3 separate regions of the Mus musculus genome follow, and regions 2 and 3 are each linked to region 1. Evidence: chromatin loops called from intact Hi-C (ENCODE). Cell type or tissue: left cerebral cortex. All regions are shown on one strand.

Region 1 (8,000 bases):
AGAGAGAAGAGAGGAAAATGCTTAGGAAACACGTGGCAAGTGGCAGGATAATCGCGGCATGACCACCACCTTACTTCCTCCATCACACCCAGGAGTCTTGTTGCTAGGATAGGCCTTGATGCTGGCCCAGAGTCAGAGGGGGATGATAATGAGGATCAGCCCATCTGAATACCTAGTCTATATTTTATGAGCACTTTATACTTTATTCCATAGGAAGGAATCTACATACACACACACACACACACACACACACACACACACACACACACACACTGCTGATAGTTTTAAATCATCTATAGATCTAGATTACAGATGTCCAAATGCAGGAGCCTATGGGGACACTTCATATTCAAACTATAGCAGTTGGAAACAGGATAGTACATGAGAGTGACAAACAGAAGTACAGCTGCCATGAAAACAGATCTGTGTCACAGGTTACAACAGCCATGTCCACTGAAGGGCTGGACACGCTGCAGCCCAATGGCCTCATCTCAGCCCCTCTAGGTCCCTTAGAGCCAATCTTGCTAGCCCTTGAAGAGACGGAGGAAAGAGGCACATCTAAATGCACAGGTATATGAATGCAAGTCTTAGCTCCTCCAGGCTTCTCTCCTGCAGCCTCACTCCTTACTCTTCCTTAATGAGCAAGCTTTGTCTTTTCTTCCCATCTTCATTTTCTCCATTGCACACACCCATGGCTGATCTTGTTTCAAGGTCTCAAGGTCCAATGTCAGGTCATTTCCCTCCTTTCCAATTCTTTTTTTTTTAAATATATATTTATCTTTACTTGTTTGTTTGCTTGCTTAGAGGAAGCATATCCGTGTCATGGTGTGTGTGGAGGCCAGAGGATAATGTGCATGAAATGGTTCTACCATGTGGGTCCTGGAGGTTGAACTCGGGTCATCAGACTTAGCAGCACGTGCCTTGGCTCACTGAGCCCTCTCACCAGCCCCTCCTTCCCAATTCTTGACTCAACCCATCTGCTTAGAGCTGTCTCCCATTGGTCTCTCACCCACCATCCAAACCTTAAGTTACGTTGAACTTCATTAGCTCAAAAGTAAAGAAAAGTGACTAAATGCCACAGACACCAGTAAGAGGCAAGAACAAGGAGAATCCACAGTCCTTGCTGGAAAGGGCAACCTTATATTAACTATTAAGTCAGGGACTATTCAGCAGGCTTCTGAAAGTTAATAACAAGCTTACATAATCAGATGGAAGATCTACAGGAAGCTGGTACCCACAGGTCAATCTACAAATATCCCAGGGGATGACTCGTGTGAAATTTTTTTTTTCTTTTGGTTTCTCCATGAAGACAATGCTTCTCTTTATTCATCTCCAAACCCTAAGAGTCTGGACTGATGCTCAACAAATTCCAGGAACTCAGTGTCTGTGTCTACAGCGAGGAGTTGTATACGGCAAGTCCACGGAGAATGTCTGACAACAGGTCAGGGTTCTCTGTCTGCAGCCCGTGATGAACAAGTTAATGAAACATTCAAAGTTTGGAGAGAAGTGGATAACATGTGAAGAATTTAGAATTCAAAGTATCTGAAGAGGCCAGAGAAAAGTGGCCATTGTATTGAGACATGGTACTAGAACCATCGTGCCAGACAATGAGAGGTGCGGGTTTGGCAACAGTGCTCTTGGGAAACTGCCCATCAACTCAGTGGGAGCTTGAAGCTGCTGAGAAAGATCTGGATACTGAGGCACAGAACCTACAGCAGAGGAAAGAAATTAAGCCATACAAAATATGCTGACTTGAGAATCACCACGACCATGTGCTGGGGTTTGAAATATGCCCAGAAGCCGGGCAGTGGTGGCACACATCTTTAATCCCAACACTTGGGAGGCAGAGGCAGGTGGATTTCTGAGTTCAAGGCCAGCCTGGTCTACAAAGTGAGTTCCAGGATAGCAAGGACAGTGAGCTACACAGAGAAACACTGTCTCAAAAAACCAAAAAGAAAGAAAGAAAGAAAGAAAGAAAGAAAGAAAGAAAGAAAGAAAGAAAGAAAGAAAGAGGGAGGGGGGAGGGAGGGAGGGAGGGAGGAAGGAAGGAAGGAAGGAAGGAAGGAAGGAAGGAAGGAAGAAGGAAGGAAGGAAGGAAGGTGCCTAGAGAAGGCTGAAGATGTATTAGTCGGTGGGGGGGGCATTATTAAGTGTTACACGCTAGCTTGTTTAAAACAAGAGAAATGTGTCCTCTCACACTTCTGGAAGTCAGAAATAAAACCGTTGTTCATGGAGCTGTGCCCCCTCCCCAGACTCCAGGGGAAGGTCATTCCTTGGTTCTCTTGCTTCTGGTGGTCACAAGCATTCCTTGCGTTGTGAGCACCACTGATTTCTGCCTGCTCCTTCTGTGTGTCTGTGTGTCTCATTAGAAGGACAACCAGACATATTTGACTAAGAGCCAAGCCTACATTAGCGTGGCCCCATGTAAACTCAGTGTGTTTGTAAAGAGCTGATTTTCCAACAAGGGCACACCCTAAGGTCCTGGAAGTTAAGATTTCTTTTCTTTTCTTTTCTTTTTAATCTATTTCATTTTTTATTAGATATTTTCTTCATTCATGTTTCAAATGCTACCCCCTTTCCTAGTTTCCTCTCCGAAAGCCCCCTATACCCTCCCCCCGCCCTGCTCCCCAACCCACCCACCCCTGCTTCCTGGCCCTGGCATTCCCCTGTACTGGGGCATATAATCTTCAAAAGACCAAGGACCTCTCCTCCCATTGATGGCCGACTAGGCCATCCTCTGCTACATATGCAACTAGAGACACAAGCTCTGAGAGATACTGTTAGTTCATATTGTTGTTCTACCTATAGGGTTGCAGACCCCTTTAGCTCCTTGGGTACTTTCTCTAGCTCCTTCTTAGGGGCCCTGTGTTCCATCCAGTAGATGACTGTGAGCATCCACTTCTGTATTTGCCGGGCACTGGCATAGCCTCACAAGAGATAGCACACCCTAAGGTCCTGGAAGTAAAGATTTCAATAAACCTTTTTGGATAACACAACTCAACTTTCCAGAGAGCAATAGAGGCATCTTCAAAGAACTGTGTTGTGAAAGACTTAATCCACATGGGTTCACAGAACAGAACTAAGAATTTGGATGGGAATGGGGTGGGGAGATGGCTCAATAAATAAAGTGCTTGCTCTGCAAGCATGGGGGGCTGCGTTCAGATCCCCAGCATCCTGCAGCATGTATCTGTGACCTCCGGGTTCTAGGGACCAAACGGCAGATCCCAAAGGTTCACTGGCTAGTCAGGCTAGCTAAGCAATCTCTGGATGGATGAGACCTTGTCTCAAAACCAAGGTGGAGAGCAACTAAGGAAAGCATCCAGTATCACCCTCCGACCTACACACACACACACATACACACACAATAGGAGGGATTACAAAATGTACAATAGGAAGATACAAAACGTAGCTACTTATAAAGATGATTCTAAAATGCAAACTGAAACAACTGTGCCCCCACCCTAAAGCTGAGCCAGAGAAAGCACAGGGTAGTAGTGGAGACGGTCTTTGGTCTCTGTTCCCTAGGAAAGCGATGGAGCTACATGGCCTCCTCCTGCTCTCCTCAACCTGATTCTCCTGTTCTCTGGCATAAGGGAGCCATTTTTAACCGTGCTGATTTTTAAGCTGCTGTTTCCAAAAGTTGATGTAAGAAGATGAGCTTGGAGATAGTGCCGGCTGCTGTGAGAAATGGAGCGTGAATCGTGGGTTCAGGAAATGAATATAAATTCAGCAGCTATTTTAATTTTTAATTGGAAAAAAAAAAGCCCATCCCAGCTGGAAAGAATAGAACAAGTATGTTCCATGCACAACACTATAGAAAGTATTTGCTAGCACTTCGTGTTGCCTGCCTCTGCCATCCCCACAATGGGGATGGAAGGATGTGTATAGGGGCAGCTGCCATTGCTGCCTGACTCCCTGGATAATAGAGGTCATGGTTTATGGGCACATGCTATTCTGCTCCAGGCGAGGCCTCATTGGTATGCAGGCATGGAAACCCAGCTGCTGGCCCCACACACTGATCAGATTTAGAAACTTAGTAATAATGTAAAAATGTCCCATATTTTTCTGGGAAGTTTCGCAATCAACTGGAGCAGGTGGGAACAGAAATGGGTCATGAGGACTGGCATTTACTAGGCACCTGCTGTGTGCTGGGCATTACTCAGTGAGTCACAGGAGCTTCCAATTCTGCCTAAGAAGGGGTTGGTACAGGTACATGTTGTACATGTGCCAGCATATGGCAATCTCCATGGAAACTGAAGGAAAAGGGAAGAAGCATAAAGTACTTGAAGAAAAGAAAGCAAAGATAGATCAAAGGTGCATGAAGGCCAAGCAGGAAAAGCAGCTTTCATCCATGGTGAATTAGGCAACCTCCTTGGGAGCCTTGCCTCCAGCAGGTGTAACTAATCTGGACAAGACTCGGGGTCAATGGAGATCAGAGACACAAGATGCCTGAAACTGAGGCTTGAGATGGATGAATGTTGAAAGAGCTGAGAGGATGGTAATTCTTGTCTATCGTGGGAGTCTCCCCAAGGCAGGTGGACTCCTCTGGGTATTTAGTTGTCTCTGCCGAGGGTTGTGATGCATCCAGAGCCCTGGCTGTGTTATTTCCACCTGCTTTATATTTACCAATATGATGCTGGGAGACAATCAGAGAGATTGTTCACAAAGCAGTTTCCTAAATCTCACCCTCAGAGATATGAGAGAAAAAGAGAGAGAGAGAGAGAGAGAGAGAGAGAGAGAGAGAGAGAGAGAGAGAGAGAGAGAGAGAGAAAGAGAGAAGAAGAAGAAGAAGAAGAAGGAGGAGGAGGAGGAGGAGGAGGAGGAAGAGGAGGAAGGAAGGAAGGAAGGAAGGAAGGAAGGAAGGAAGGAAGGAAGGAAGGAAGGAAGGAAAAAGGATGTCTTTAGTGGCCGCTGGAGATGTACATCATAAGATGGAAGGCAGGGGTGTCAGAGATGTTCAGCTTCCAGAGAACTTAGAAGCACTTTGGGCTATGCCTAATTCTCTCCATGACTGTTCTCTCTTTCACAGATTAGTTTGAATTACACCGTAACTTCCCAGATGCTTTCCCATTAAAATGAAACGTGGATGTTTGTAAAATATCCACCACTAGGAAGACTGTAGGCACAATGGGCACAAAGTCCTGCCCTGGTTGAAACCTACACCAAACCTGGGAGGCAATATTTGTTGTTGTCTGATGTATAATGAAATGGGGCTCAGAGATTAAGCAAGTCCATTCAGTGTTACTGTGGCCTCTGGATATAATTTGGTCTTTCTCTCAAACCCACCCTTCCCCACAGTAGACCTTTGGAAGAAGGAGGGCTCTGCTGAGGGTAGCAGCACCGGGTAGACTACTTCCAGAAGGTAGAAAGCGATGTCCTGGTTAGTCATAGCTTGAATGCAAAGCAGCCAGAGGTAGCTTAGATTTTAACCTGGTTCTCTAAGTGAGGCATCCAGAAGTCTGGGTGAACTTTCACCTTTATCAAAAAAGGAAGGAAGAATGAAAACATCTTTCTCTGACTTTGACCAAGAAAGAAAGATCTGGATATGAACAGCTTCATACCTAGGGTTGATGGCAAGAACTAAGCATGTCTGCCCATCAGCTCTGAGCAAGGCCTAAAATGGGCCTCATCAGAATGGACTGGAGGACAGAGTGAGAAACCGCCAACAAAATGCAGCTGGGGTGGGAGATAGATGGGTGGGGCAGATTACATTTGTGGGTGCAGTTGAAAAACTCCATGATATGACTCTAACACAAGCAAAGAGGAGCCCTAGCCCCTCTCCTGGTGAGGATACAGCAGCATCTTGGCCTCAGGTCACCTCTAATGAACGGTCTGCCATTCTTTACTCTACATCTTACCTCAACAGAGCCCACCTGCCTGGCTCCAAAATCAATTTCTACTTCTGGCTTCATTAACATTATGCAAAGCATTAACATTCCTGATGGATCAGCAGCTGCTAGGCAACCTCTTGAGATTTTCTTTCTCTTCTAAATCCAGCCATTAAGCAGACACTATTGATGGGCTCTGTAAGATGTCTCCACACCAGGGTCCCTGTATTCATATCCCTCAGGTATCACAAGCCCACAGCACACCATTCAAAGCCTTCTATGATATCACTCCATTCTACAGCCTATGCCAACTTCCTAAGACCTTAGTATCTATTCCTATCTAAGCTAGCAGGCATGGTTTTGCTCGCCACATGTTCTCTGTGTGCATTCACACGCCTCTCCCCCATCCATGCACTCAGAAAACATGAATGAGTGCCCACGGTAGACTAAGCCCTCTTTGAAGGGAACCCACTGATAATGGGCACAAAGTCCTGCCCTGGAAACTTACCTTGTTCCAGGTGAGGTAGCAATGAAGCAAGAGAGGGCTAAAGATGGCACAGTATCTGTGCACATTTCAGACAAAGTGGTTAATAAAGTCTCCAAAGATGGCACTTGGGTTGAAACATGAATGAACAGAGAGTTATATAAAATTTGGGGAAAGAACTGCACGTCTCTGCTTCCATCAAATATCAACATAAATGCCATGTTGGCCCCCTTCTCTCCCTATCTCTCTCTCTCTTCTCCTTCCTACCCTTCACACACACACACACATTCCTGTTTTCCACACTCTGATGCATATGCATATGAGTCTGATTTGGGTTTTATTTTCACCAAAAAAAAAAAAAAAGGTAAATTCTTTGAAGACAAGAGCTTGGCATGACTTCATAAAATTTCCAGATTCCTCAGTCTTTACTGAAGGCAGAGGAAGGGAAAAGTCATCACACTGATCTAAAACACGTGAGATACAAGAAAACAATTCTCGATGTGGCTGGAGGGCAGCTGCTCTGCTGGTGCCCAACAGCCTTCATTGGAGGGATTTCTCATTGGAGGCCAGGAAGGGAATTGGGGCCACAGGTGTAAATTTGAACCCAAGAGCAGGTGATAAAACACAAGGCAGGAAAATGCCACCAACAGCCCCAACATAGAAGGACATTCATCACCAAACTCTTGAAACCATTGGGCTGAAGAAACCCCTGTCTCAATGATGCTTGGGACTGTAGGGTGACTCTGGAATAAATCAGCAGGAAATGTTCCTATGATGAGTAGAGAGTAAAGTTCGTGTATCTAGACTTCACAATAATGACTCTTGATTTTAAATATTTACTGTCACTATTTTAAAGTTTACAATGTGGTTTCTTTCCACTCTAATGCTGTGTCAGTGAGCAGTTATATTTTGTCAATCATCTCCCAATACCTACTAAGCAATCACTATGACCCAACACTGTGGACACACAATGGGACACAGAGGTAACAGGACACTTATTGTGTCTGTCCCCAAGAAACTTGAAATCTATCAGAGAAAACAATTGCTGCATGCTCTGGGTAGTATTTTGCCATCTTGGTGAAAGCTCGGGTCATCTGGAAAAAGGAACCTCAACTGGCAAAATGCCTCCATCAGATTGGCCTGTAGGCAACTCTATAGAACATTTTCTTGATTAGTGATTGATGTGGGAAGGCCCAGCACATTGGGAGTGATGCCACCTGGACAAGCGGTACGGGGCTGTATAAGAAATCAAGCTGAACAAGCCATGGGAGCATGCTGGTAAACAATGTTGCTCCGTGGCCTCTGCTTCAACTCCTGCCTCCAGGCTCCTACATTGAGCTCCTACTCTGACTTCCCTGAATGATGAACTATGATTGATCTAGCTTGTAAGCCAAAAAGAATCCCCCTTTTCCTGCTTTTGATCAGTGTTTTATCACAGCAATAGAAACCCCAACTAAGACACTAAGCTATGGATGATCACAAGAAAGCAAAATCCTTCGGTAGGATTTTGCTCAAGTACATAGAGTGATTGATGGGAGAACCAGAAAAAAATTGCCTATGAAAAAGATTATTTGTGTGCAATAAACACTAACTAGTTTGTTACTGCTGGAAGGTGCCATCACTTGAAGATTGGATGTCCCTTATGTCTTAAAGGTTTGGTCCTCAGGGTAATGCTTTTGGAAAGTGGC
Region 2 (8,000 bases), 65 kb before region 1:
GTGGGTTGGCTTAAAGTGCTATTATCCCATTTCTCAGATGGGACATTGGACCTCAAGACCCTGAGGTCAATTACATGGCCCTCTCTCCAGAAACTGGATTCAGGTAGCATGGCTCCACCTTTGGTCCACAGTTGATGCTCTGTTGGCTTGCCTGTGAGCAAAACTAACTCAAAGAGAGGAGGCTGTCAGAGGCCTATAATTTCCTGAGGTCCAAGGTCATGGGCCTAACTCCATAGCCTATTAACACACACTATGTAAAAACTTACAGCTTCTCTGACCTTTTGAAGGATCTGAGAAAAATGTGTTCCCTGGGGTCTGAACCTAACTTTTGGCTTCCCTGTGTGTGGAGATGCAGAGCCTTTGAGAAAGCAGGAGCAGGGGGTCAGAGAACCCAAAGAATGGATTGTGTGCAAGGGTCCTGCTTTCTCAGAGCTTGGTTTCTCCATAATAAAACACAGGCAAATGAGATGGCCTTCCACATCTCTACTCATTCTCTGCTTCCAGACAGTTCTCAATGGCTCGTCTGAATTTTCCTCACAGAGAAGCAGCTGACTTAAGCTTTAGGTTGCACCATTTAGCAGCTGGCACATGGCAGGCCCTTGGTAAATGTCCCAGAGTTAATTTAAGGGCTGCCTCGGGCATCTAGAGTTTCTCATCATATCTGCATCTATCCCATAACTCCCTAACACTCGATGAGCCATGTGGGCTACGGTACAGTCTGTGGTTTATGAAAAATATCTCAGAGATCACATCCCGACCAGGGGGCATGAAATCCCTGGGAAGAAGGAGCCCAGAATGTCATTGAGGCTGACAAAGAGACCGCATAAAATCAAACCAGACCAATTTCACTCATGAATCTAAATGTGAAAATCCCAGACAAAATGCTAGCAAATTGGATTCAACAGTATATTAAAAGAATAATTTACCACAGCCAAGTAGGTTTCCCAAAGAAGGCAATGCTGTTTTAATATTAGTAAATCTGTTTATGGAGCACACAAGTGGATCAAATAAGAGATGCCATATGATTATCTCAACAAGAGCAAGAAAACCAACCATGAAGATTCATCATGAATTCCAACAGGGCCATTCTCTAAGATACTAGGGGGATAGTAGTACATACTGACAGCCGTGGGGATTTTTGTTTTGGTTTGGTTTTGGTTTTCAGGAGGAAGAAGTCCCATAACCAAATGCCTTTCTCCTATTTGAGAAATCCCCAGGTTATGAGTGTGTGTTATGAGTGTGTATGTGTGTGTGCATGCACATTTCTGTGTATTCATTATGTGAATTGGGGAGGGAAGGTAATGGGTAGAAGTCAGAGGACCAATCCCATATTGTCCTGTTGGGGAAGCTACCCACCTCCTTGGACACAGTGTTTCCCACTAGCTCACCAATTATGTTGGTCTGGCTAGCCAGGGAGGTCCAGAGAACCACCCCTCCCCTTCTCCCCAGTGCTGGATAACAAATGTGTGTCTCTAAACCTAGCATTTTCACATGGGTACCAGGGAATCAAACTCAAGTCTTACACTTATAAGGAAAGTACTTTGTTGACTGAGCCAGTTTCCTCAGCCCACATTCTGAATTTGGGTGGTGGCAGAATGCCTTCCACCATAGACATGAAGAAAATGCCATATTCTCATTGTTTTAGGCATTCTCCTTCCTTATGCTAACAGTGGAGTTACCTGGTCAAGGACCTGTCCTGTGTTCAGATGGTAGAACAGAAAATGGAGCTTGTGTGTGAGTGTTGGGACGAGGGTCCCAATAATGACAGCCATATCAGCATCCTTGACCCTGGTGAAGAACCTGGAGTACCACATCCTAGCTATAGAGCTCGGCATCCTTGGTCTTTCAGGCTACCTGGCCACTCATTCAAAGATGGCAGCAGTTATCCAAAGATAGTGGCAACCATGTCTCTCACACAGAGTCACTATCAGATGCCAGCCAGCTGTTCACACTTCCCTTCCTCCTGGCTCTGGGATATCCAGACTACTACCCATGAATTTTTTTTCTGCTTAATCAGCCAAACTCCATTGCTGTTCCTGGCACCTAAAAAATCTTAGGTACCAAAATCAATTTCCTTAACATGGTGGAGAATGTGCCATATTTTTCAAATATATGGCCAAAATTGTGCATAGCCATGGCATTCCTACTAAAACAGGAGTGGCCAACCTTGCTGCTGATATTAACAATATGACTGGTACTGCTGTCTGTGTATCCATCTCTCTTTTTCAAGCCCGATAGGTTTATTCAGGCACCATTTTCCCATCTATTACCCACCAGGTGCCATCTGGTTTTAGATTAATCTTCCCTCTCATCTCAGCCCTAGAAATCCTTGGTCTCATGTCTATTCCTATTAATTTTGCCCCCTCAGGATGTACATAGACAAAAATCACAGGGTAGAAGCATTAAGTCACTCGCACACTGCTTCTTTAACTCAACTGAGATCTCTCCATGGTCTTGCGCAAGTAACATTATATCATAAAGATGCACCCAAAATCTGTTCGTTTCATCCATTTAAATATTTAGATTATTTTCAGTTTGGGACTGTTATAAATAATGTATCTATAAATATTTGTAAGTCTGATTATGTAAACACATTGATTTTGTTGTTGTTGCTGTTGTTGTTGTTTTCTTGGGTAAATATTTAAATATAGGAGTACTGAGTTATATTTAGTAAACATGTAACATCAAAGTAGCTGCCCCCAATGTACCTATGCTGGTGGCATTCTCCACAGCAGCGTGGGAGCTACAGCTATTCTGGCTCCTTCCAGCGCTTGGTAATATCTGAATTTTCATTTTAACTGTCGAGTGGGTGTGCAGTGGTGTTTTGGTTATATTGAGATCCTTTCTGGATGAGGTGTCTGTTCAAATTATCCACCTACTTACTGCGTTGATGTCTTTATACATAAGAATAAATATGTATTTATTCTTCTTATGTTCTCAGTGCAAGTTCTTGGTCAGCCCCGTGCTTTGAGAATGCTTCCTCCTGGCCTGTGATTCACCTTTCCATTTGCTTGGAACTGTCTTTCAAAAAGTAAAAGGTTTCATCTTGATAAAACTTAATTGGTCATTTTTTTTCTTGGTATGATTCCTAACTTTTTAGTCCTACCTAGGAAGTCTTCAAGAACACAAGACTTTTCTTGTTCTACTTTCCCTTTTGGTTTAATAGATTTTAGTTCTTAAATTTAAATCTGTGATTCTTTCTGTGCTAAACTTTCTTGATAGTGTACGAAGAGGGTTAATATTCAGTTTTTGCACGGGAATGTAAAACTCTTAGAGGATGCTGCTATTTTAACATTGCCTTCCTGAGCATGATGACATTCAAAGCACATGAAAGAGGTGCAGTTCCTGGAAAGGAGGGGAGCAGCCACCATATGTGCATCACTGTGCTTTCACGCTGGGAAATTCCAGAAAAAAACGCACAGAAAGCACCTCAAATGGTAAGAATCCAATACAATGATTTGTCACAAAATAAATATGCAGAAAGCAATAACTTTTCTAAGTAAAAGCAACTATTGAAAGTACATAATAAAAAAGAAAGATTGCTATTTGCAAAATAAAAGAAAAAATCCCTATAAATAATCTTGATTCACAGCTTTATAAAGAAAACCCAAAATCTTCTATTGTGGACACCACAGATAACTCGATAAAGCTGTGTCAATCCCTTAGACAGAGGAACTCAATAAAATAAAGATGTTCTAAGTGAAATTATAAAATTGAAGTGTAGAGGTAGAACAGAAATGATTTTAAAATCGATCTGAAAAAAATGAACAATGAAGAACAGATGAAAGAACCGTGTATTAGGGGCTGGGGAGATGGCGCTCTCCAGCAAAGTACCTGCCAACCAACCATGAGGATATCAGCTTGGATCCCCAGCACAATGTAAAAAGCTAGGCATGGTGGTGCTCATCTGAAACCTCAGTGCTCAAGGGCAGGAGCAGAAGAATCCTTTGCACTGGCTAGCCAGCCCATCAGGCTAAGACAGAAAGCTCCACTCTCAGTGAAAGATTTTGTCTCTAAATAAATAATAAATAAATAAATAAATAAATAAATAAATAAATAAGAAAGAAAGTGGCAGAGAAAAACACCTGATTTTGACCTCTGTCCTCTGAATGCCCACATGTCGGTGTGTATACCCACATACATATGCAGACATGTCTTTATCACACACACATACAGAGAGAGAGAGAGAAGGTAAAGAGGTATAGTATGAGAGAGAGTCAAAGAGTGGGGATGTAAGATGCCGTACCTTATAGAATACAAACATTATAATTAAGACTTTGGATTTAAAGGCTCAAAATTAAGCTGATGGGTCAATATGCTAGAATGGGTAAGTCTGTCTGAAACAGAGTTCTAGTCATAATGACAGAGCGTTATAGTAAGCTAGAATCAGCATAGGTTGGAGTTGTAAGAATGAAGCACTGGAGTAGTCTACTAGGAACATGTCCATGAAGACATTTTGTGAGGTACTAAGCCATCAACATTAGAAGCACCCTCCACTTATCAAGGTGGTCTGGTGTAACATGTGCCAAGGAGGCAACTGCACCCAGCACCTTCTACTGATGCCTCTGAGTATCACACCTATTATAAAAGGAAGGTTTACAACAAGCTCATACTTATTTCTATAGATGAAGCTAGGATGAGTTTTGATAATAATCTAGAGGCTATATATTGGTGACTATGATGGTTTGAATGAGAAATATTCTCTATACCCTGATATATTTGAGTACTTGGTCCCTAGTTGGTGGTGCTCTTTGAGGAGATTATGGGACCTTTAGGAAGGGCAACCTTGTTAGAGGAAGTGCATCACTAGGGTTTTGAGGGTTGATGACCCCACCCCACTCCATGCTTTCTCTCTCCACTTCCTGTGTGTGGATAAAAATGATTATCCAGCTTCTCCCCCCTGCTGTCATACCATCCCTTCCCTGCCATTATGGGTTCTCTCCCTCTGGACCTGGAAGCCTCAAGTTTCTTTTGGTCATGGTGTCTTATCACAGCATCAGAAAATTAACAAACCCAGTGACTGACACAGGCTGTAAGAGACAAAGCACATTTTCCAAGCACATCAAGACCATAGTTCTGGACACACTGCTAACATCCCAGCAGTCAGAGTAAGTTAACAACCACCTAGGTAGTGAATATCTACTCTTGTCTTAGTCAGGGTTTCTATTCCTGCAGAAACACCGTGACCAAGAAACAAATTAGGGAGGAAAGGGTTTATTCATCTTACACTTCCACATTGCTGTTGATCACCAAAGGAAGTCAGGACTGGAACTCAAGCAGGTCAGGAAGCAGAAACTGATGCAGAGGCCAGGGAGGGATGCTCCTTACTGGCTTGCTTCCCCTGGCTTGCTCAGCTTGCTTTCTTATAAAACCCAAGTCTACCAGCCCAGAGATGGTACCACCAACAAGGGGCCCACCCCACTTGATCACTAATTTAAAAAATGCTCCACAGCTGGATCTCATGGGGGTACTTGCCCAACTGAAGCTCCTTTCTCTGTGATAACTCTAACCTGTGCCAAGTTGACACAAAACCAGCCAGTACAACTCTGCAGAGAGAGAGTGAATTTTTGCCAAGTGCTAATCTTAATGATCACAACCCTGTACCAGAACAAGATGCCAATGGATAGAAAGGGGAAGTAAAGAGATATTCTAGAATCTGGATGTGCGTTCTGGCAGTCATGGTGTGCTAACTGGACAAAGAACAGGCTTGCTGAGTAAAAACCAATTTTTGTTCTGAAGTTGCTGCAGTTTCTAAGAGGGGATCTCAAATAGGCAATTTGATGAGTCTCCTCCCCAGAGAAAAAGCATGCATAAAAGCATAGACATTACCACTATTAGTTTATAAGCCATTTGATGCAGTGGGCCAACCTGGCAACCCGAAGCAAAATGTGGCAGCAAAATAGAAACCATCTGCCTGAGGACTCTGGACATTTCAATGTGAAACTAACAGGTCTGAGAGACTGGTTTAACAGCAATATTGCCAAAGAGGATCCTATGTCACAGAGGCCAAGAGCTCAAGGATCCTTGAAGGAGGAGGAAAGAGGCCCAACCTGAGAGCAATGATGTCTAAAATTTCATAAGAGGAGAAGAGAGATGGAAGTTGCTGGTGATCTTAACAAGATCTGCAGAGGGGACCAACCCTAGGAAGCACTGTGCTAAGTGCTGTAGACAATAACAAGAAAGAGATACATTCCTTGCCCTTCAGGAAATCACAGCCCCGTAGGGGAGGCAGACATGTGAATGAATCGCTACAGTATAATGTGATAAATCTTATAATAGAAAAACACTTTCCAAAATGTGTTCCACTGAACACTGTTTGAGGGAGATGTTAATCCAGTCTTAGAAAACAAACTGTTCCAAGCAAATAAAGTTGGGAAAGGCTTCAGGCTAAACCTTCACCTCAGGAGCTTCCCAGGACACACTACATTTGAAATGTTCTGAGGATGTTGAGGAAAAAAAGCTGACTACTTTTGATTCGTGATTTTAAAAATGTGGGTAGAAAAAATTTTATATTGCAGAATTTCTATTTACTTCTTTTCAAGAAGAATCTTCCCTCTAACATTCAGCTGGGGAAGCTTTGACAGAACTTATGAATGAGTCAAGAAGTCCCTGGGGTAGAGTAGTGTCCTTGCTTGGAGAAATGAGAAACATTATGTGGTAGGAGACCCTGTTGATAGAGTTGGTGGCCTGCCTGGGCCAACTCCCTTCCAGGTAAGAAGTCCAGGATCTTGAGGATTCCAAAAGAAAACACCAATATCTTGAGAGTTCAAAGCCATCCTGAGCAACATAGTAAGACCTGTCTCAAAAATATCAAGTAAACAAGAAGTACAGGAATATGTGTACGGCCCATGTGCAAATATTCTATCTCTGATTTTTTGAGAATTCTTGACCTTTGATCTGCTCAGGAGTTCTGAGAGAGTGCAGGGAGCCAGGAGGAGAGTCAGGGGGGCAGAGGATTCCAAGAGATAGCTTGCTAAGAAAGTCTGTGACTTAGCCCCTTGGCAGGGAGGTTTCATGATCATTTTGTTGAGAGGTGGAGAGGAGGTGATCCTGAGAGAAATGGGAAGCTGACGGGTAATGGTACACAACCAATAAGAAGCAGAAGGTGAAGGTGGAGGAGAGGATTCACTTGGTAAGCTGAATCTGCAAACAAGAGGACCAGAGTTTGACTCTCCAGCAGCCACATAAAAGCCCAGGAGGCATGGCTACACCTGCCTGAATCTCCATCATGGGGGCATGGTGTGCAAAGACAGGCAGATTCCAAGAGCTTGCTGGTTGACCAGCCCAAAACAATGGACTTCCCGTTTGTCAAGAGACCCTGTCTCACACCAATAAGACAGAGAGTGAATGAGGAAAATAGGGCGCCACAGACATCCTGCTCCAACCTCCACATGTGTGTATACTCACATACTCATGTACTCATCCAACACAAACATACAAACACCCACAAAAGAAAGAAAACAGAAAGGGGTAAATGGGGGAGGAAAGCCAGTGGGCTGTGAAGGGTCCCAAGAAAGAACACTGGAGGGGGCATTGAATGAGAACAAAGTATAATGGTACATGTGTAAAGATGCTATAATGAAATAGTACTTTTTGTGCTAACCTAGAAATTTAATGTTAAAAAAAAAGAAAGGAAGGAAGGACGAGAGGAAGAAAGGAAAAGAAACGAAAAAAGAAAAGAAAAGGAAAGGAGAGGAGAGGAGAGGAGACGGGAGGGAGAGGAGAGGAGAGGAGAGGAGAGGAGAAGAGAAAAGAGTACTGGCTAGTTTTGTGTCAACTTCACACAGCTGGAGTTATCACAGAGAAAGGAGCTTCATTTGAGGAAATGCCTCCATGAGATCCAACTGTAAGTCATTTTCTCAATTAGTGACCAAGGGGGAAAGGCCCCTTGTGGGTGGGACCATCTCTGGGCTGGTAGTCTCAGTTCTGTAAGAGAGCAGGCTGAGCAAGCCAGGGTAAGCAAGCCAGGGTAAGCAAGCCAGTAAGGAACATCCCTCCAT
Region 3 (8,000 bases), 140 kb after region 1:
AGGCCACAGCAACTTTTATAAAGGAAAGCATTTAATTAGGGCTGGCTGACTTACAGTTTCAGAGATTTAGCTCATTGTCATCACAGTGAGGAGCATGACCACATGCAGGCAGAGATGGTGCTGGAGAAGTAGCTGAGAGTTCTTTATCTGGATCCACGGGCAGCAGGAGAGACACTGGGACTGGCTTGGGCTTTTGAAACCTCAAATCCCACCCTGAGAGACACACTTCCTCCAATAAGGTCACACCTACTCCAACAAAGTCATACCTCCTAATTCCAAGTAGTCAAATATATGAGCCTATTCTTATTCAAACCACCACAGGGTCTCTTGTTCAACTCAGTGTACATCTGACTACTTGGCCTTCAAGCTTCTGGGAATTTCCCACCCCTGTCTCCCAGCTTGCTGTAGGATCTCTGGGATGCCTGAGATACTGCGTCCAGCTTTACACAGTTTCCAGAGATTCGAACATAGGTCTTCACACTTGCACAACAAATGCCTTAACCATTGAGCCATCTTCCTGACCTCCACCCTCTGTTCTGTTTAATTGGATTCAAGCATGATATCTAAAATAACAATAAAGAAACTGCCTCCGTGGTATGACACACCAAGTCAGGAGTCCACCACCAGGCCTGAGAGCTGGGATTCCTGCCTACTTTACACCTTCATAGTTGCTTAAATGCCCACTCTAGTCTGCACATCAGGACTCCAATGCTGCTTCCCTCTGGTGCCAGCTGCACTTGCCCTTCAGTTACTTCTCCTTCCCAATTTTTCCTTCTGAAACTTGACTGTAGCCAGAACCCCTCGAACCACTCCTATCTCTGCAAGAAAAGTGGGTACAGTACATGCCTGTATTACTTTTCTGATTGCTATGTCCTGCCAAGGAGCAACAGAAGTGAAGAAGGTTTATGTTGGCTCATGGCTCCAGGGATCCAGTCCATCATGAGGGGGAAAGCATGACAGTAGGACCAGCTCCCATCTGTGGTAGCAACGTGGCTGCTGGCTCACATCCCAGGGACCAAAAGCAGAACAAAGAGACAACTGTGGAAATTCATCTGGCTTTCTCCTTTTCCCATTTTAATCCAGTACCGGCCCCTCCAGCCTGTGGAATGGGTCCCCACCATGGTACATCGTCCCTGCCTCCTCTGCTAATCCTCTCTGAAAACACCCTCACAGACATGCCCAAAGATGTGTCTCCTACATGATTATAAATCCAGCCAAACTGACAATTAGGAGTGACTGTCACAATGCCTGAACTCCATCTGTGGGAATGGCTCGAGCATTCTTTCTCAGGGGCTCTTTGGTCGCCAGGAAAATTGTGAAAGAGAAATAAACATTTGGGAAGAAAGCTGTAATCCCATTCTACACGTCATATGCTGGTGTCTTTCAGTTTCTGCATGCTCAGCTGAGGTCCAGCTGTGCAGATAGACCACATGGTTTTACATCTGTTTTAAGAAAGTAACTTTGTGGTCCTGCAAGATGTATGTATGTATGTATGTATGTATGTATGTATGTATGAAAAAAAAATACCTAAATAAAGTAGTGTATAGTCCATTCAGTCTTTCCTTCACAGTGGCTTCTGGGAAAAAATGTTGTCTTTTCTATCTAATTTTGAGATGTTCTGAAAACTTCTCTCTCAGTTCCCCACAAAACAGTCTGGATGATCCTTGAAGACACAAGTCATAAAACTGTATGGTTGCCTTTAGCTGAGGCAGTCAGACTCAATGAGAAAGGGCAGGGGAGGGGAAATGGTTATAGAGCTAGATGACTGGATGCAGTCTTGGTTTTACAAAATAAATAGGTTCTAGAGATGGCGCAGGAGCTGATTCCACAGCACTGTAACATACTTGAGGTCACTGCACTGGATACCTAAATGTGGCTAAAGCAAGAAATGGTGGATTTCACCACGTGACGAACAAACACATTGGGAATTTATGAACCACCTCTGGGAAGCAGCAGATACAGAGATGCTGTGAGTGGCATTCTGGAGATAGTGCATCCTGAAAACCAGATAGAGATGGCCTGTCTCCGGTTCCCAACACTTCATTCACAGACACGGCTGAGTAACTGTGAAGAATTCGGAGAAACAGATGGGAGTGGAGGTGGAGAAGATAAACTAGGGAGAAGTACCCCTCCCAGGAATGGCACACGTTTCCAAAACATTTATAAAACAGACCTAACCCACTGTCAGGACAAGCCTGGGGAATGAAGGTCAAGGGTCATACTCCGGGGCTACAAAGAAGGCCTTGCCCAAGGGAGGCCGAGAGCTGAGAAAGAAGCTTTCAGAGGTGAACTGCCTTGCCCCAAATGCCACAGTTACTAAGGAGCAGGGTGGGGACTTGAGATCTCACTCTCTCAACTCCTGGCGCTCACTTCCTAGCCAAGGATGACTTAAAACAGAATGAACCTGAAAAAGCCAAAAATAATTCTGTATTGCATTAAAGAAAGAACAAGTCCCTGTTGTATATGGGCATACAAATACGTATAATTTGAGGGTGTATTTTAAACCTGACAGCATCCTCCACCCCACCCCCACCCCTGAAGAGAAAAGAGGGTAAGAGCAAAATGTGGGGTGAGAAGCCATCTGACTCACCGGTGAGGTGGGGGGAAGAAGCTGTAAGCAAACACGATGAGTTTATTTCCAGCCCACATCTCCCTCCGCCAGCCCTGGCAGCCAGCCCACCCGTGTGTTGCCGGGGCCTCCATTGGAGACGTGGCCAGAGTCCTATTTTAGGAGGACAGAAGTAACCTAAATCATGTGGCTGCTAAGCTGGAATTTAAAGAACACACACCAAGAGAGGTAGGGGGAGGGAGGGAGAGAGGAAGAGAGAAATGGAGACAGAAACAGAAAGAGACAGACACAGAGAAAGAGACAGAAAGACAGAGAGGGAGGATAGAGGAGGAGAAGAGAGAGGGAGGGAGGGAGGGAGGGAGGGAGGGAGGGAGGGAGGGAGGGAGAAAAGATATATGATACTGGACACCACAATGTGCTAGCAGTTGGCCATCTGACGTGTTCCAATCTTGTCTAACCCAGGGAAGCCTTAATATAGTCCCTTTGTCCTGTCCGTTACGGGAACAGCCAGCAAAACTGCCTGCAAGAGAAAGCACATGGTCTCAGAGGTGAGCCAGGGACAGCCTCTGAGGTGCCAAGGATTTTTCTGAGCAAACATTGATGGACAGGTCTGTGTGTGCTGGAGAAACCCGTTCCCCTGGCTCCTTGCGGAATTCAGCCCCAGGGGAAGTGAGCTAATGACTGGGGTGGTTCACCTTCAGCCCAGATGCATCATAAAACCAACTTGTAAAGCCTGGTTCTGAATACTTTTGCTCACCCAGATGGAGTTCTGTGGGGCTCTGTGGCTTTCATATTGGAGGGTCCAGGGGCAGTTCTTCCTTTCTCTGGCCTAAAACCAGGGCCGGTGTCCTGAGCCTGTCAGCTAACCCAGGCTGTGGTCAAATCTGCTGACAGCAGCCACGGTCTGCCTGCAGTGTGTGCCCCACATCTGGGACTTGTGATTCACCAGCCAGTCTCTTCCCCCAAACCTAGTTTTTCATTCAGGCCTGAGCACGCAGGACTCACAGAGCCTGGGCTCCAGTGCCTAGACTTGTCTCTCTACCTAAGCACCCAATAGGGTTTATCCTTATCTCTAAACAGCCTTCCCCTCCCCTTGGGCTCAGCCTGATTCACCAGGGGAATTTCTGTCTTGATTTCTCATTCTGAGCCCAAGCTAGGGTGAGAGATTTCTGAATGGTCTTCTGTATACTGTTGGTGTCTGTGAGGACCCTTAAATTCAGGGGAACCTTTACCCCCACTCCCTACCCCGAACCCTTATTTCCACTGCTCTCCTCCCTCAGCTTGCCCAGGAGGACCCCAAGCAGCACCTGTTCTAGCCAATTCCTGGATTCCCTGTTTCTGCTCTCACCTCCTGGGCTCTTAATCCCTTGTCACAGCTGCTTCTGGCCCTTTGGTGACTCTTAAACTTCTCTTTTTAAACGACTGTCTTATCACGTGTTTCTGGCTCGATCTGTTTTGGACACAACAGTTTCCCTGTGGGCTGCGGTGAGGATTCTGTAAGTCAGCCAGCCTCTGGGTAGCTTGTAGATAGCTTCCAGTGTCCCTGAGTGTCTCACCGGGCCTTTTGGTTCTCACAATAGGGTTTTCCCTGGCCCTGCCTCCAAGGTAGCTTTAATCTCTAGAGCCCCTCCCTCACCTGAGGCAGCTACATTTTAGGCTCATCTCTTGACTTGCTGAGACCATTTTTCAAAAAACAAAAACAAAACAAAACAAAATTTGGCAATGCTTTTTATCAACAGGAAAGGAAGGGTCATCCCATATTTATTTCAATTTTTTTGGTTGCTAATATTTATTAGATTATTCACCCATCAACAGGAGTTGGACATTATCAAAATTCGTCTCAATTTCTGCTCATCTCAAAGATTCCTAGCCAAGCATCTATAACTGGTCAAAAAATAAGCCAAGTTATAATAGATTGGAGAATCCTCTCCATAAGCCAGTGTATAATATTAATATACATGGAGTACCCAGGGGACCAGAAGGTGCCTAAAGGTGCCTCTGACATGAACACACACCTGTCATAGTATGTCATAACATAGGCAGGACTCTGCATGCCTCCTTTGACTTAATGCTAAATCATAAACAGTTGCCATGTCACTACATAGAATAGTCTTTGGGGTGTGTGTGTGTGTGTGTGTGTGTGTGTGTGTGTGTGTGCAGATATGTGTGTGTGTGTTCATATTTTATATGCTTGTCTTTGTGTGTGCGAGTATGTGTGTGTCCAGGTGTATGTGGACGTTCATGGACAACCTCAGGTAGGTAACATCCTTGGGAGCTTCTTATCTTGGTTTAGTGTCATTCTTTAGAGACAGAGTCTCTTCTCTTAGGGCTCACCAATCAGGCCAGCAAACTCCAGAGCTCTCCCTGTCCCTACCTCCCACTACTGGATGCATACTACTGTATCTGGCTTTTTTGTGTAGATTCTGGGCATTGAACTTAGGTCCTCATGCCTGTCTGAGCCATCTCCCCAGCACCAGCTCAGTGACTGCAGAGTAGCCCTTTTAGCAGGGCTTCCCAACCTTCCTAATGCTGTGACCCTTTAATACAGTTCCTCATGTTGTGATGACCCCAACCATAAGATTATTTTCATTGCTGCTTCATAACTGTAATTTTGCTGCTGTGATGTATTGTAATGTAAATATCTGATATGTGGGATGTATGATATGTGACCCCTGTGAAAGATTTGAGAACCACTGCTTTTAGTGAAATTGCCATAACTGACCTGACTAGTGGATATTGGTGTTTTTCTACCATCATGTAGGAGTCTCTAGTACGCATCTTAGCACCTGGGACTTATTTAAGAGTATTTCTTAGGCCAGTTCTCAGCAGCAGGTTTAGTCAGCCAAGGAAAGAAACTAAAGCTTTCCAAACCTGTTGTTGCTTCCATTGCTTCATGCTTCCCTGAGATGAGGTTAGAAAAGTCTATCTGGGAAGTCTGAGCAGGAAGAAGAAACAAACATAGACAATTGTGTGAGGCATCCCACGTGGAATCTCTGTTACACCGCCAATCCAGCTTGCCCGGATTTGTTGATGCGCTTACTCTTAAGACTGTTTATGAAGAAATTCACCGCACATTATTTTAGAAACTTTGCTTACACGGTCTCATGGGTCCTCACAGCCACGCCCTGAGAAAGATGCTTTCCACCTCATTTCATAAAGGAGGGTGCAGGAGCTTAAAGAGGTGAAGCCTAGATCCCAGAAAAGCAGGAACACGTGCAAGCCTGTTCTTTCAGCTCTGCCACTAGGTGTTTCGTCCCTCGTCGTCTCTCCTCCTGCACATGTGCACAACGGAGTCTTCAACTTCTCCTGATAGGTGGAGGGAACGTTGAAGAGGTAACCTAGGAGGAAGGTACACACAGCTTCAAGACTTTGCTAAAGAAAGCAGATAGCTCTCCGCTGTCAGCCCACAAAACATTTCTCTTGCTTGCTGGTGAGAAGTGTATTAAAGATAATTTGGTTTTATGTTCATACACACAGACAGAGAAGGTTCCATATGGGCTAGGGAGGTTGCTCAACTGGTAAAAGTGCTTGCTGTCCAAGTGTGAGGATCTGAGTTCTAATCCCAGGACCCCACACAAAGCTCAGTGGTAGAACATGGGTCTGTAATCCCAGCACTCCCGTGGTGAGATAGGAATTGGATTCAGGAAAATCCCCCCCAAAGCTCCCAAATCAGCTAATCTGGTATACACAGAAGCAAAACCACAAGAAACCCTCTCTCAAACGATGTGGAAAGCAGAGATGGACACCCAAGGGAGGAGGCCGGCATTGGAGAGAGAGCCTACTGCTTTTGCAGAAGACTGGGGTTTGATTCCCAGTACCCTTGCTCCATGGGATCTGATGCCCTCTCTGGTCTTACACGTGCACTTAATCACTCACAGACACATATGCATAATTTAAAATACATCTTTTTTAAGAGGAAAAGGACAAGGAGGAAGAAGAAGAAAATGAGGAAGAGGAGAAGGAGGATCTCTCTAAATTTAGAACTTGCTAGCTATCAAAGACAATGACTGATCAATGTGTTTTGAGGCTAATTATTTTCCAGAACAATCACTATTCATCCTGAGCTAATATTCAACCTGCCCGTCCTGCAGTGGCCCGTCCTTATGTTAAAAATATGTGCTATTCTTATATTAGAAGTAGCTCTGTTGCCACTGGGTAGTAGTGGTGCACACCTTTGATTCCAGCACTTGGGAGGTGGAGGCAGGAGGATCTCTGTGAGTTTGAGGTCAGCCTTGTCTACAGAATGAGTTCCAGGACAGCCAGGGCTACACAGAGAAACTCTGTGTTGAAAACAAAACAACAACAACAAAAAGTAATTCTGTGGTAAAATAATTTGATCTGCCTGACTTTACCAAATTTGTGCACACTTTAAGACCTCAATTTTTTTAAGCCAATCAATATCAATTTGGGCCTTTTTACATATGAGAGGGGTATATCTTTAATTCCCTGCACATTTTAAAATACTGTCTCCTAAAACACCCTGAATTTGTAAATCCCAGATGTTGCCCAACTATGCCTCTAGGCATTGACTTCTGAAATTTCTTAGTGACAAAGAAGAAGGAAGAACTGAGGCAGGCACCGGATGAGTTTGGACAGAGATGGGCTAGCATCTGCACAGACTGAGGACATGAGATTTGATGGGCTAAGTGACTTGATTAGAAGCCATTGGTTGGTGTAGCAGATCAGCTGTATGGCTCAAGGAGCTGAATTCTACTGTGCATAAGACTAGTCATATGGTTCATTTGTCAGGCATCTTTAAGACATAATAATGGACACATGATTGTTAAAAGCAGAGGAGAAATTTCTAATCCCTAGCTGAAAATTCTAAATATAATTGAAAACAAATACTTAGATTGTGTCATCAAAAACTATCCCAGTTTCTTTACTGTAAATCTCTTCTCTATAGTGGTGATAGTGGCCAACAGCTTCAGGTGTGCTTGCCACAGAAATGCACGTAGATATAAGAACCTACTTTCCAATTGTCCCACCAAAAAGCTTAGTGCTACTGGAGCCAGAATCTTGGGTCCAGAAATAAAACCAGGCCCAGAGGAGCACAGTTAAGTCTATTAGGACATCTGTTTGAGCAGGACAAGAAATGCTGTTCTGAGAAGCCTTGCTGGAGGCTCCATAAAGAAAGGGAAAGAAGGGTTAAGGAAAAGAAGAGGGAGAGGATCATCAAAGAAGCATGGCAGCTATGGTTGCTGTGTGCAGTGGAGTAGGGGGAAGAGGTTTGATGATGGCTTCTGTCTGCCTCATCAATCTCAGAACTCATACAGTGCTGTGATGAAGACGTGACCAGCAGTGAGGACCCTCCTAGTTCAATGGAAGACCCTTATAAGGAGCCTCTTAAGAAGTGCCATGCAGTGGTTAGTGGCACCTGCCTTTAATCCCAGCACTTGGGAAGCAGAGGCAGGCAGATTTCTGAGTTTGA

What was found. Hi-C counts contacts between places; a loop is a spot of excess contacts. Peaks named below come from ENCODE experiments on the same cell type or tissue, not always from the same donor. Only the 100,000 strongest peaks of a DNase experiment are listed, where the experiment ranks them.
Region 2: a loop joins it to region 1, with 8 times the contacts of the local background. A loop is called at or near these places in 2 of 42 quality-filtered maps.
Region 3: it touches region 1 in a loop (8-fold over the local background); 2 of 42 quality-filtered maps call a loop at or near these places.

The regions. Positions count from the first base shown.
Region 1 is chr7:111,293,378-111,301,377 of GRCm38, reverse strand. No RefSeq gene overlaps it. Among named protein-coding and RNA genes, the nearest start is that of Gm33145, 12 kb to the right of the region's middle. In left cerebral cortex, no CTCF peak of the experiment used is centred here; DNase peaks (open chromatin) are centred at 3,695 and 3,989; H3K27ac peaks cover 3,370 bases.
Region 2 is chr7:111,358,195-111,366,194 of GRCm38, reverse strand. No RefSeq gene overlaps it. Among named protein-coding and RNA genes, the nearest start is that of Gm33145, 77 kb to the right of the region's middle. In left cerebral cortex, no CTCF peak of the experiment used is centred here; DNase peaks (open chromatin) are centred at 1,508, 1,939, 2,803, 3,350 and 1 more place; H3K27ac peaks cover 2,664 bases.
Region 3 is chr7:111,152,186-111,160,185 of GRCm38, reverse strand. No RefSeq gene overlaps it. Among named protein-coding and RNA genes, the nearest start is that of 1700012D14Rik, 34 kb to the right of the region's middle. In left cerebral cortex, a CTCF peak has its summit at 5,802; DNase peaks (open chromatin) are centred at 3,539, 4,028, 5,848, 6,026 and 4 more places; H3K27ac peaks cover 1,567 bases.